Regions from separate parts of the Homo sapiens genome. Here region 1 is linked to region 2. A link is a loop called in an ENCODE intact Hi-C map of the cell type or tissue named here. Cell type or tissue: endothelial cell of umbilical vein. All regions are shown on one strand. Links, peaks and the distances in the headings refer to the core of each region. The heading gives the core; the rest is flanking DNA.

Region 1 (5,385 bases), core at 106-5,105, 99 kb before region 2:
GGGAGTTAAGCTACACCTGACATGGGAAACAGGTTAAAATTTTATACTGTACAGTTTGTGAGAAAAGAGTAGCTTTCTTTGTTTGGTTTTTCTTTTTTTATTACACTTTTTTCTATTTTTTATTATACTTTAAGTTCTGGGATACATGTGCAGAACATGCAGGTTTGTTACATAGGTATACACGTGCCATGGTGGTTTGCTGCACCCATCAACCCATCATCTATGTTAGGTATTTCTCCTAATGCTATCCCTCCCCTAACCCCCCACCCCCTGACAGGCCTTGGTGTGTGATGTTCCCCTCCCTGTGTCCATGTGTTCTCATTGTTCAACTCCCACTTATGAGTGAGAACAAGCGGTGTTTGGCTTTCTGTTCTTGTGTTAGTTTGCTGAGAATGATGGTTTCCAGCTTCATCCATGTCCCTACAAAGGACATGAACTCATCCTTTTTATGGCTGCTTAGTATTCCATGGTGTATATGGGCCACATTTTCTTTATCCCTTCTATCATCGATGGGCATTTGGGTTGGTTCCAAGTATTTGCTATTGTGAATAGTGCTGCAATAAACATATGTGTGCGCATGTGTCTTCATAGTAGAATGATTTATAATCCTTTGGGTATATACCCAGTAATGGGATTGCTGGGTCAAATGGTATTTCTGGATCAAGATCCTTGAGGAATTGCCACACTGTCTTCCACAATGATTGAACTAATTTACATTCCCACCAACAATGTAAAAGCATTCTTATTTCTCCACATCCTCTCCAGCATCTGTTGTTTCCTGACTTTGAGTGAACAGGCAACCTACAGAATGGGAGAAAATTTTGGCAATGTATCCATATGACAAAGGGCTAATATCCAGAATCTATAAGGAATTAAACAAATTTACAAGAAAAAACAAACAACCCCATCAAAAAGTGGGCAAAGGATATGAACAGACACTTCTCAAAAGAAGACATTTATGCTGCCAACAAACATATGAAAAAAAGCTCATCATCACTGGTCATTAGAGAAATGCGAATCAAAACCACAATGAGATACCATCTCACCCAGTTAGAATGGCTTTCTTTGTTTTTTAAAAAAGATCTTGCCCTTAAGACACCACACCACTGATGCTGGAAGAAAAGTGCATATTTGTCAATTAAGGAAACGTGAAAGAGAATGAGTTAGACTGGAAAAGAGGCCTTGAAATGCAAAGAGATAAAGAGAGATAAAGGTATCTCGGCACATCAGACTTACGCATAACAAAGTAGGTTATAGGTTTTGCACATCTGAGTCCTAGTGTATGAATTCTGGCTTGGCACGCAGGAAATTGTGGGTGGATATTGTGACGGGGCTTCTGTGGAGAGAGTGTCCCTACTCTCCTCTACCCACCCAGCTTCAGCCTGGGTTGCCTCCTCAATGTCAGAGACTCCAATAGCACCCCGTGCTTCTCATTTGCAGAACCCCTTGCCCTTCCGATTACTTTTTTTACATCCATCTCCCCAGCCAGGTCAGAGGCTCTAGGTGTGCTGTGACCATCTCCACTCATCACCATGGAACACCTGGCATACGGGGCCTCAGGCAAAGCTGCTAGTGGAGGCCTTGGGCCACCCCCTTCTCTCTTCCCACACTGGACACCCCAGTTTCATACTCAAGCTCCATCCTCTTCCACTTAACCACAGCTGGTCCTGTGCCTCCTCCTTGAAGCCATTTGGACAGGGAATTCTGGGGTCTTGGGTACCTGGAGCAGGGCCTAGAAATGGAGGAATGTGACCAGGGCAAACAGTGTATATTGTGGGGCCCAGGGCAGAGGCCCTGATTGCCTGAGTCTACAGGCAATGTTGCCAGCATTCCAGAAACACTGTTGTGCATGTGACGAACATTAATAAACTGCAGCACTGCTACAGAGAAATAACATGAAGCCAACTCAGAGGGCCCTGAACAGCAGGAAGCGGTGTACAGGCTTTGCCGGAAGAGAGGGCAGGTCTGAGGGGCAGCAATGGTAGAGCCTGAATGAAACACTCACTGTAGCTTACCATACTCTAGCTATTATTTTTCCATTACTTTTCTATAACTTTTAAGGGCAGAGAATGTTCCTTTTCATTGCAGAGGAAGTTCCATTTACTTGGATGTTTACTAAAGGATAATCTCAAGCTTCCCAGTAATGACTCAAACAAATAGAATTTGGACATTCTGAGAATAACCTAGACCCTCAGATTTTTTCCCAATCTGTCACTAGTAGTTTGTACACCCACACAGCATGCCTAACACGTTTCTGATAATGTATTTAAGGTTCAGAGTGAAATTTCATACTCTGTGAAATTTAAAAGCAAGGTAAATTCTTGTTTATACAGCAGTGCCTATAGGGTAGAGATCAATGAAATGGGGACATCTGAATGAAACAAATATAAAACCCAAACAGAAATTTTTACTGTATGAAAACAAAACCATCTTTTCTATAGCTAGACCAATGCTATATGTCAGGATGATTTTGAAGTTAAAGTTTAGGGCTAACAGGAAGTGAGAGCATGAGGTGCTGAGAGAATTCTTGTGAAGCAGTAGAGAAAGTTCCTGGGAATGAACCAGAATACCATTTGTTTTCCTCCATTGTTTTATTTTAAGAATAATTCTGAGAGATTCAGAATGTGCTTCATTTATAGAAGGAGAAAAAAACAAGGGAATATATATTCAGTAGACAGGAACTCCATTTAAAAAAGAATTGACAATTACTTAGAAGTCAGGAAACCAATTTTCAAATCAATACCTTGTTTGAGAAGGATAACGTGATGTAGTGTCAAAGTAGGAAGCATTATCAAAGCTGCATTTACTTTGCATCAGTTTTTAAGCAGTCCGAGTCAATGCGGAAACATCTGAGAAAGGAAGGTCAGACAAAAAGGAGTTACAATCTGAACTAAATCTTTATGCTGTCTTAGCCAAACCTTACCATACAGGACAAAGCCAAAAATCAAGTTTGAGTTGCGTTTATAACTCACATTTGCTTAGTTGTAGCCTAACTGCCAAAGAACATCTCCATCCAAGCCCTACCCCTGCCCCTGGAATAAACAGCATAACTACAAACAGGAACAGCCGCAGAATTGGGTCCCTTGTGTCCCACTCAGATTCTTGGTGGCATTGCAAAACACAATTTGAATATTATTAAAGGGGACATAGACAACAAAAGGAGGTTTAAAGTAAATTACATGAAATGAGTTTTTATCATCTCTGCTTTATTTGGTATGTGAGAAATTCAATGCCATCTACATATGTACATCACTGAAGAATAATTTCAGCGTAACCAGCTGAAGGAGCAGAAATATCTTTAATTTGTGGAATGATTAATCATGATTTGCATATCATTATCAAATCAAGAAAGTGCTCAGTAAAGTGCACTCTAAGACAAAGTAAAGACATAGACTGCTGGAACGGAATGATGAAGGAACCAAATTTGTTTTTTCAATATTTGGCACAAAGCCTTTTCCCATTCGTTTTAAATTACTAGGAAAAGTAAACGTTTTGGTAAATGCTTCAGAGAGATTTATAGGGGACCCTAAATGCAGTCTACTTGGTGACTGACTCAATTTTAATTCCTTTGGTTCTTGGTTGCAGAAAGGGCAACATTGTTACCACTTGCCTGGTCAAAGGTTACACTTCCTGCCCTCCATCAACCTGGCTGGGACATGTGAGTATTTTTAGATACTACGCAGGTCACCTTCCAAGGGGAATCACTCAGGCTAACCATCTGATTAAGAGGCTTTTGTAATGAATACTGCGGCCAGGTATGCAATTAGCACAGCACTAGCTCTCCCTTGTTTAATGAAATGCATACTAGGTGCACATTCATGGAAGAGCTAAGTAAACAGCCAAATAGTCATTCTTTCTTTTCAAAACTTTTAACTACTATTTTAATTGCATTTTTTTATATATATAATACAAAGTTTTCTGTTCACATCCCAGGGAATTTGGAAATTCAGAGTGCCAGATTTGGGTTGTTGTTTCTCCTAAGAGGCTTCCACAGGCGCAGCTTGAGTCATTCGCTTTCAGCTCAATGTTAATACCCATGGCCATGCATGGGTGCTCTTCCCCTATGATCTCTGTTAATGGAGAACCCTTACTGAGTGCTTACAGGAGCCAAGCACTGTCTTAGGCTCTTGACTTGCTTAAGACGATCATTCTTTCTTTCTCACAGACAAGGAAACTGAAGCCAGACAGCTGAGAGCCTGTGCCCTCACCTGGGACCCAGATCAACAAGACTGGGCCAGAGCAAAAATAGTGAAGACTTCTGAAGTTGTCCTGGGTTCTCCAATATCCCCTCTCTGTTTTCCCTGTAGTAGTGTCCCTCTCCTCGCCCTCAGACACTAAAATGCTGGACTCTAACCACCATCCCAACTCAAAGCAGAGATTTGCCACCTTAATTTCCTCAGCTCAGGATGGGCACTGTTGTGGTACCACCCATGGGTGTTAACTTGTTAGCTTGGCCAATCTAGCCTCACATCCTCTGACTCTAGGGATCATTTCAGGGTGTGTGCATGACCCACAATAGTCCAATCAGAGTTGAGCTAGGTCCTGGCGACAACTGTAAGGCCCAGTCTGGCTGGATCTGCAGCTGGTTCTACCCGTGGTCCTCTCAGCTATGTGACCTGATGAATTCCCTTTTTCCTGAAGTAGTTTAGATTGAGTTTTCTGACATTTGTCTCAGAAAGGAGTCCTTGTATCAGAAAATAAAAATGTTGCCCAGTGGCAGCGAGAAGCCACTGTGATCCTTCAAAGAAGCAGAGGGGTGGGGTGGGTGTTGTGACAGATGAGGGTGAGGGGAAAGAGACTTAACACTGAAAAGCTACAACTTCGACATTTATTTTATCATTTAATGCCCCCAGTGATCTTGTAAAGAAGGTGACATTCTCTCTAGTTCACAGATGAGGAAACTGAGGCCCAGGAAGATTCAGTAATGTCACTCATTTCACAGTTTATAAGTGGCTGATTTGGCCTTCAAACTGGGCCCACCTGGCCCCAAAGGCCACAAGTGACTTTCTGCCACTCAGTGCTGCTCCAGAGAGTGCTGTGTAAGATGGAGCACCTGGGCAGTGAAATTCTCCAAGGCACTGTACGTTTGATGTGCCATCTTCAAAGTACTCAACGTGTCATCTCATTTGCTGGGTGTCGTGGATGAGGTGGGTGAATATGATGGGTAGATGTTATATTCACTTCTTGGAGATGAGCTCCTGTCATGAGAGTGGATAAGATTTGGGCTAACACTTTGGTTGTAAAGATTGAGAGGAAGGAAACAAATATGAAAATGTGATGCATTCAAAGTAGTAATGTTTTGCTGTAAGAGGACTCACAGAAGACAACGTGGACTTAACATGGCTCTTGGATTTTTTTGTTTTTGGTCTGGGAGGAGTCTGAAAT
Region 2 (5,385 bases), core at 174-5,173:
TGAAAATCTGTTGGCTATAGATATGAGGATCCATTTCTGGACTGTCTATCTCATTGATTTATATGTTTATATTCACACCAATACTACACCATTTTTACTACTGTAGCGTGTGTCTGTGTGTGTGTGTGTAATTTTATTTTTTAGATGGAATCTCACTGTGTTGCTCAGGCTGGCATTGAACTTGTAGGCTTAAGCAATCCTCCTGCCTCTGCATCTCAAGTATCCAGGACTACGGGTCCACACCACTGTGCCCAGCTATAGTTTTATAACGTGTCTTGAAAATGGTTATCATAATCCTCCAAATTTGTTCTTCTTTCCAGAATAATTTAACTTTCTACATCTTCTTTTGCATTTCTGTATGTGTTTTAAAATCAGCTTTTCAGTTTCTACAAAGATACCTCTTGGGGTCTGATTGAAATTGCATTGAATCAATAGATCAATTTTGGGAGAACTGATATCTTAACAATATTGTGTCTTCTGATATATGAACACGGTTCATCTCTCCATTTATTTAGGTCCACTTTTAATTTGTGTCAAAAATGTATTATAATTTTCAGTGTAAAATTTTACATACTTTGCATTTTTTCCTAAGATTTTATATACATAGATTTTGAGCTGGAGTGCAGTGGTGCCATGTCGACTCACAGTAGCCTTGACTTCCCAGGCTCAATTAATCCTCCTGCCTCAGCCTCCCAAGAAGCTGGGACTATAGGCACATGCCACCACACCTGGCTAATTTTTGCATTTTTTGTAGAGATTGCATTTCACTATGCCCAGGCTGGTCTCCGACTCCTGGCTCAAGCAATCCACCCACCTTGCCTTCTCAAATTGCTGGGATTACAGGTGTGAGCCACCACACCTGGCCAGAGTTTTATATTTTTGATGTTTTTGTATTAGTATTTTTTTTTTCAATTTCAAATTCAAATTGTAGAACTTTTGCTTCCATCCAAAGTGGAGTAAACAGGGATTGGATCTATCCCCTCAACTGAAACAGCTAAAAAGCTGAACAGAATATATCAAACAATGGATTTCAAGTCATGGGACATCAGGTATTGAAAGACAGTGATTTCTGAGTGATGCAGCACAGTGAGGAGAGCCCAGCTCACCACCAGGTCATGGCAGAGGGAGCAGCAACCCAGGCAGGGCCCAGCAGTTGCCCTGAGTTGAGTAAACAGAGATGGGAGTTCAGGGAATTCCGCTGGGCGTAGAGGTGTGTGCGTGTAGTCCCAGCTATGCGGGAGGTTGAGACAGGAGAATCACTTGAGCCAGGGAGGCAGAGGTTGCAGTGAGCTGAGATTGCGCCACTGCACTCCAGCCTAGGTGACAGAGCAAGACTCTGTCTCAAAAAAATGAATAAATAAAATTTAAAAAAAGTAAATTTGAAAATATAGCACCCATCCAAAATGAAACTCAGAGATGAAAACTTACTGAAAAACTAAAAAGAATAGAGCATCAGTGAGCTACAAGACAACTTTGAGTCTTAATGGGGCGGGAAAAGGGTATAGAGGGAAAACAGATAGGGATTACCAAGGGACACAAGAAAACTTTTAAGGATAATGGGTATGTCCATTTTTTTATTATAGTGATGGCTTCATGGGTGTGCATATATATGTGTGTGTATATGTATATATATGTATACACATGTATGCTAAAACTTACCAAATTGTACACTTTATGTACAGTTTATTATTTGTCAATTATATCTTAATAAAGCTGTTTAAAGGTCCCAATTATTTGTTGATAGTATGTAGAAATACAATTAATTTTTATTTATCAACTCTGTGTCCTGCAACTTTGCTAAAACTCACTTGTTCTAATAATGCTTGTTATTGCTACTATTATTGTTGTGATTAAAATCTACACTATCAATGAGAAAATCATTATCTCATTATCAATGAGATTTAATGCAGGTGTTAGGGCTTTACAAACTGTGAAGCACTCTATGAGTATGAGTTATTTTATTAACTATAATAGAAAAATCAAACTTTTATTCTTTTAGGCACCTATGCAGAGGGTTTCTCTGTAGAAGAAGGCCCAGATAAACTGGGATCTTCGCCATCACATGAGAGCAGTAATGCACATAGGACTCTAACCTACTCATGGGCCAGGCTGCCATCCTTCTCTAACAATTGCAGGAAATGGACTTAGATCCCTTTTCCTTAGAGCTCGTGTGTGCCAGCTCCCCTGCTGGGGAAGCCCCTGCATCCTGTCTGCTCTGTATTTGATGCTTGGTGATAACAGGCCTTCATACTCCAAGAGCTGGGAGCTGCTCAGGACAGAGGTATTTATAGGTTCTCTGGAAATGCCTGCTGAATGTACCCTGGAGGCTGGCTGGAGAGCTTTCCCTTGCAGCGCTGCTCAGCTCCTGGACTGTTGTCAACGCCAGCAGAGCAGGGTAGAGAGTCTTCTACAGAACCAGGCTCACTTTCCTGGCTTGCTTTCCATATGACCATCTACAAAAGACCCTCTTCACCCACTGGCCCTGTTACCGCAAAGCTATAGTTCTATGTAACGGCAGTTAGTGTTAGAACAACAGATTTCATTTACCCTTTATGAGGAATTAATTATTCAGTGTTGGTAAATTTATTAAGAATTCTCCATGGGCTGCCAAGAACAAAGCATTAGACTAGAGCGCAAATTAGATGTGCTGAAATCCATGTATTTATATTCTATTGTTTTCTTAAAGCCATGAACGAATATTATTTCATATGGACATGATATTTCTTTAGTCCTGTCAAACATTTGATGTATATTTGGTACATTTGAGTTTTTCCTTGTTTCTGTAGACAGCAATGTAACAAGCTAGGCTTCCAGCTATTCCTCAGGGGCCTTAGCTGAAATCACAGCCCTGATTTTTCCTCTTATGGAACTCATCTTTGCTCCAAATGTCTTCTTGAGCAACACAGAGTTTAGCAATGGGTGAACTCATTTTCTTCAAGTTCAAAAATTATTCAGATGTGAAGATTTTTGAAATTTAAGGGGATTCTTGGTTTCTACATTAGGTCACCCATGACACAGTGCAACTTCTGTTTTTGCTTTTGTTTTTGTTTTGAGACAGACTCTCCCTCTGCCACCCAGGCTGGAGTGCAGTGGCATGATCTCTGCTCACTGCAAGCTCTGCCTCCCGGGTTCACACCATTCTCCTGCCTCAGCCTCCCAAGTAGCTGGGACTACAGGCGCCCACTACCACGTCCAGCTAGTTTTTTGTATTTTTTAGTAGAGACAGGGTTTCACCGTGTTTGCCAGGGTGGTCTTGATCTCCTGACCTTGTGATCCCACCTGCCTTGGCCTCCCAAAGTGCTGGGATTACAGGTGTGAGCCACCGCACCCGGCCCGCAACTTCTGTTTTTAAGTGGGATATAAATGCTTTAAAGAAGCTTGTTGAAAGGCCTCAGAAGATTTTGTGGACATCAAATAGTTTTTAAAGAACATTTTGCTGGTTTAATTATAAGAAAATAGAAAACATGCAGATCAAATTGACCCTAAAACACACGATTTTAAAAATTAAGGGCAAATAATTCTGACAGAACACATTTTTCAAATCTAAAACACATGAACAAAATCAGGAGGACTGAGGAATTCAGGTTATATTAATAGCAGTTGGACTAATGATATCAGCCATACAGAACTTCCGAGGAGACCACGGGCTGCTTCCCTGTGTTGCCTCGGACCTCATCACCTGGGATCCTGTTTCTCACCTCAGTTTTTAAAATTTTATCCTTTTAAATGGACCAAATACTAAATCTTTCCCCTTGTCAAGTGTTTGTGTTTTTTTCTTAGATTCTAAAGAAAATTACATGCTCTTTGAATTCCTTAAACATATAGTTTGTTCCCAAGCAGATTAGGTTCTTGTCTGAAGGAATTTGATGACTTTTACTCTGTTTGGCTTCCTAATTGTCAGAAAACTGGGTGCACCTATGAGTCACATAATTAAGAAATCCCAATATTTGCAGCTCCATGACACTGCAGTGTTTAACCATTTTTAGCTGCAGAAACTTTTCTACAAATAGTAGATGTATTAAAAGACACCTGCCCTGGTGGGGCTGGGACGGTGTCCCCTCCTCTCCTAGTGATCGTCCTTCTGTTGCGCACAGCTTAGGGCTACTCAGCAGATAACAGATTTGCTCGAGGTACCTTGTTTCTGTGTGTTTAGTAAGTTTTATGCATGTACTAGTCATTGCCTTTGAAAATTATTTGTGAGTGTCTTTCGGGCCTATCATGAAGGTGCCTTTCTCCAGAGAAGTTTTGCTACTGCCTGGCACTTGTGAGCATTACTAATCCTCGACCACCTTAAACAAGTTCAGGAGTTGAGGCTCCTTGGAAGCTCCAGGCAAAACAAACCCAGGTGCAAATTCACATCAGGGGTGGCCTGTGGCTATAAAGTCTCAGAGATGGATACTTTTTCTTTCTTTTTCCCCGCTTTCCTTCCTTTCTCTACCTCTGGATGTATTAGAGGCTAATTGACTTACGGTTGATACTTATTCTGAGGGTGTAGTCTTTGGGCCCCATTTAATGTGAGGAAGGACTTTTTCCTCAGACTTCCTTCTTGCATTGGCCCTGAGCCTTAACTTCTGCCCACCTCTGCATAAGACCAACAAAGTTCAGCAGATGTCTTCTGCATAAAAGCGTCTGTGGTGCTCAGGTCTTGCTTTCCTCTCTTGCTTCCCTCTTTCTCTTAGGTTTGGGCCTGGTAGTTCCTTACAGCTTTGTCAGCTTGTTGACATTTTTGTGAAACTTTTTAAATTAATGTTTTATTATATATTTTTAGTTTTTTTCTGCAGGAGATTTCATCTGAAAAAACCTGTCTCACCATCTCTGAAAATAGAACTTCTCTAGATATTAAACTGAGTTGACAGTTCCCAAGCATCTGATAGTCAACTAAATCTTACCGCAAGGCCCTGCATTAAATCAGGGCTTTCAGATTTAGAACAAGGAGATCATTTTCTGCTTCTCCTATACTGGTTGACAACGTATGTTCCACCATTTTTCATTAATAAAATTGTATATTAGAGATTTTATAGGAATCCTGTTTTATCTCAGCCCTATACTAGGCAGTACATGTGATGGTATAAAATATGATTTATTTCCATATAATTCTAAGGAATTTGGGATGCTGTTTATTTTAAAGAATACATTTAATTGGCCTTTAGCTTTAGGAAATAAACATTTTTAAAGTGAATTATATGATGTCATTAATTTATCCTGAGCAGAAAACTAACTCTAAGTTGAGAACAATAGTGTCAACTCCTCCAATATGGAATTTCCCCCACTGTGCCCGAGTTGGCATTAAACCAGCTTCCATGCTCCACCTCTCTCATCAACAGAGTCTACCCTGCTGTCAAATGATTGTGGGCTCAAGCTCACAGCCAGTCATTTAAACCTCCA

Evidence for each region. A loop is a pair of places that touch in the nucleus more often than their neighbours do. Peaks named below come from ENCODE experiments on the same cell type or tissue, not always from the same donor. Only the 100,000 strongest peaks of a DNase experiment are listed, where the experiment ranks them.
Region 1: it touches region 2 in a loop (4-fold over the local background); 1 of 110 quality-filtered maps calls a loop at or near these places.

Annotation. Positions count from the first base shown.
Region 1 is chr2:176,417,808-176,423,192 of GRCh38, forward strand. No RefSeq gene overlaps it. Among named protein-coding and RNA genes, the nearest start is that of NRAL, 87 kb to the right of the region's middle. In endothelial cell of umbilical vein, for the core only: no CTCF peak of the experiment used is centred there; a DNase peak (open chromatin) is centred at 2,004; H3K27ac peaks cover 2,399 bases.
Region 2 is chr2:176,516,812-176,522,196 of GRCh38, forward strand. No RefSeq gene overlaps it. Among named protein-coding and RNA genes, the nearest start is that of NRAL, 12 kb to the left of the region's middle. In endothelial cell of umbilical vein, for the core only: no CTCF peak of the experiment used is centred there; a DNase peak (open chromatin) is centred at 2,210; H3K27ac peaks cover 1,148 bases.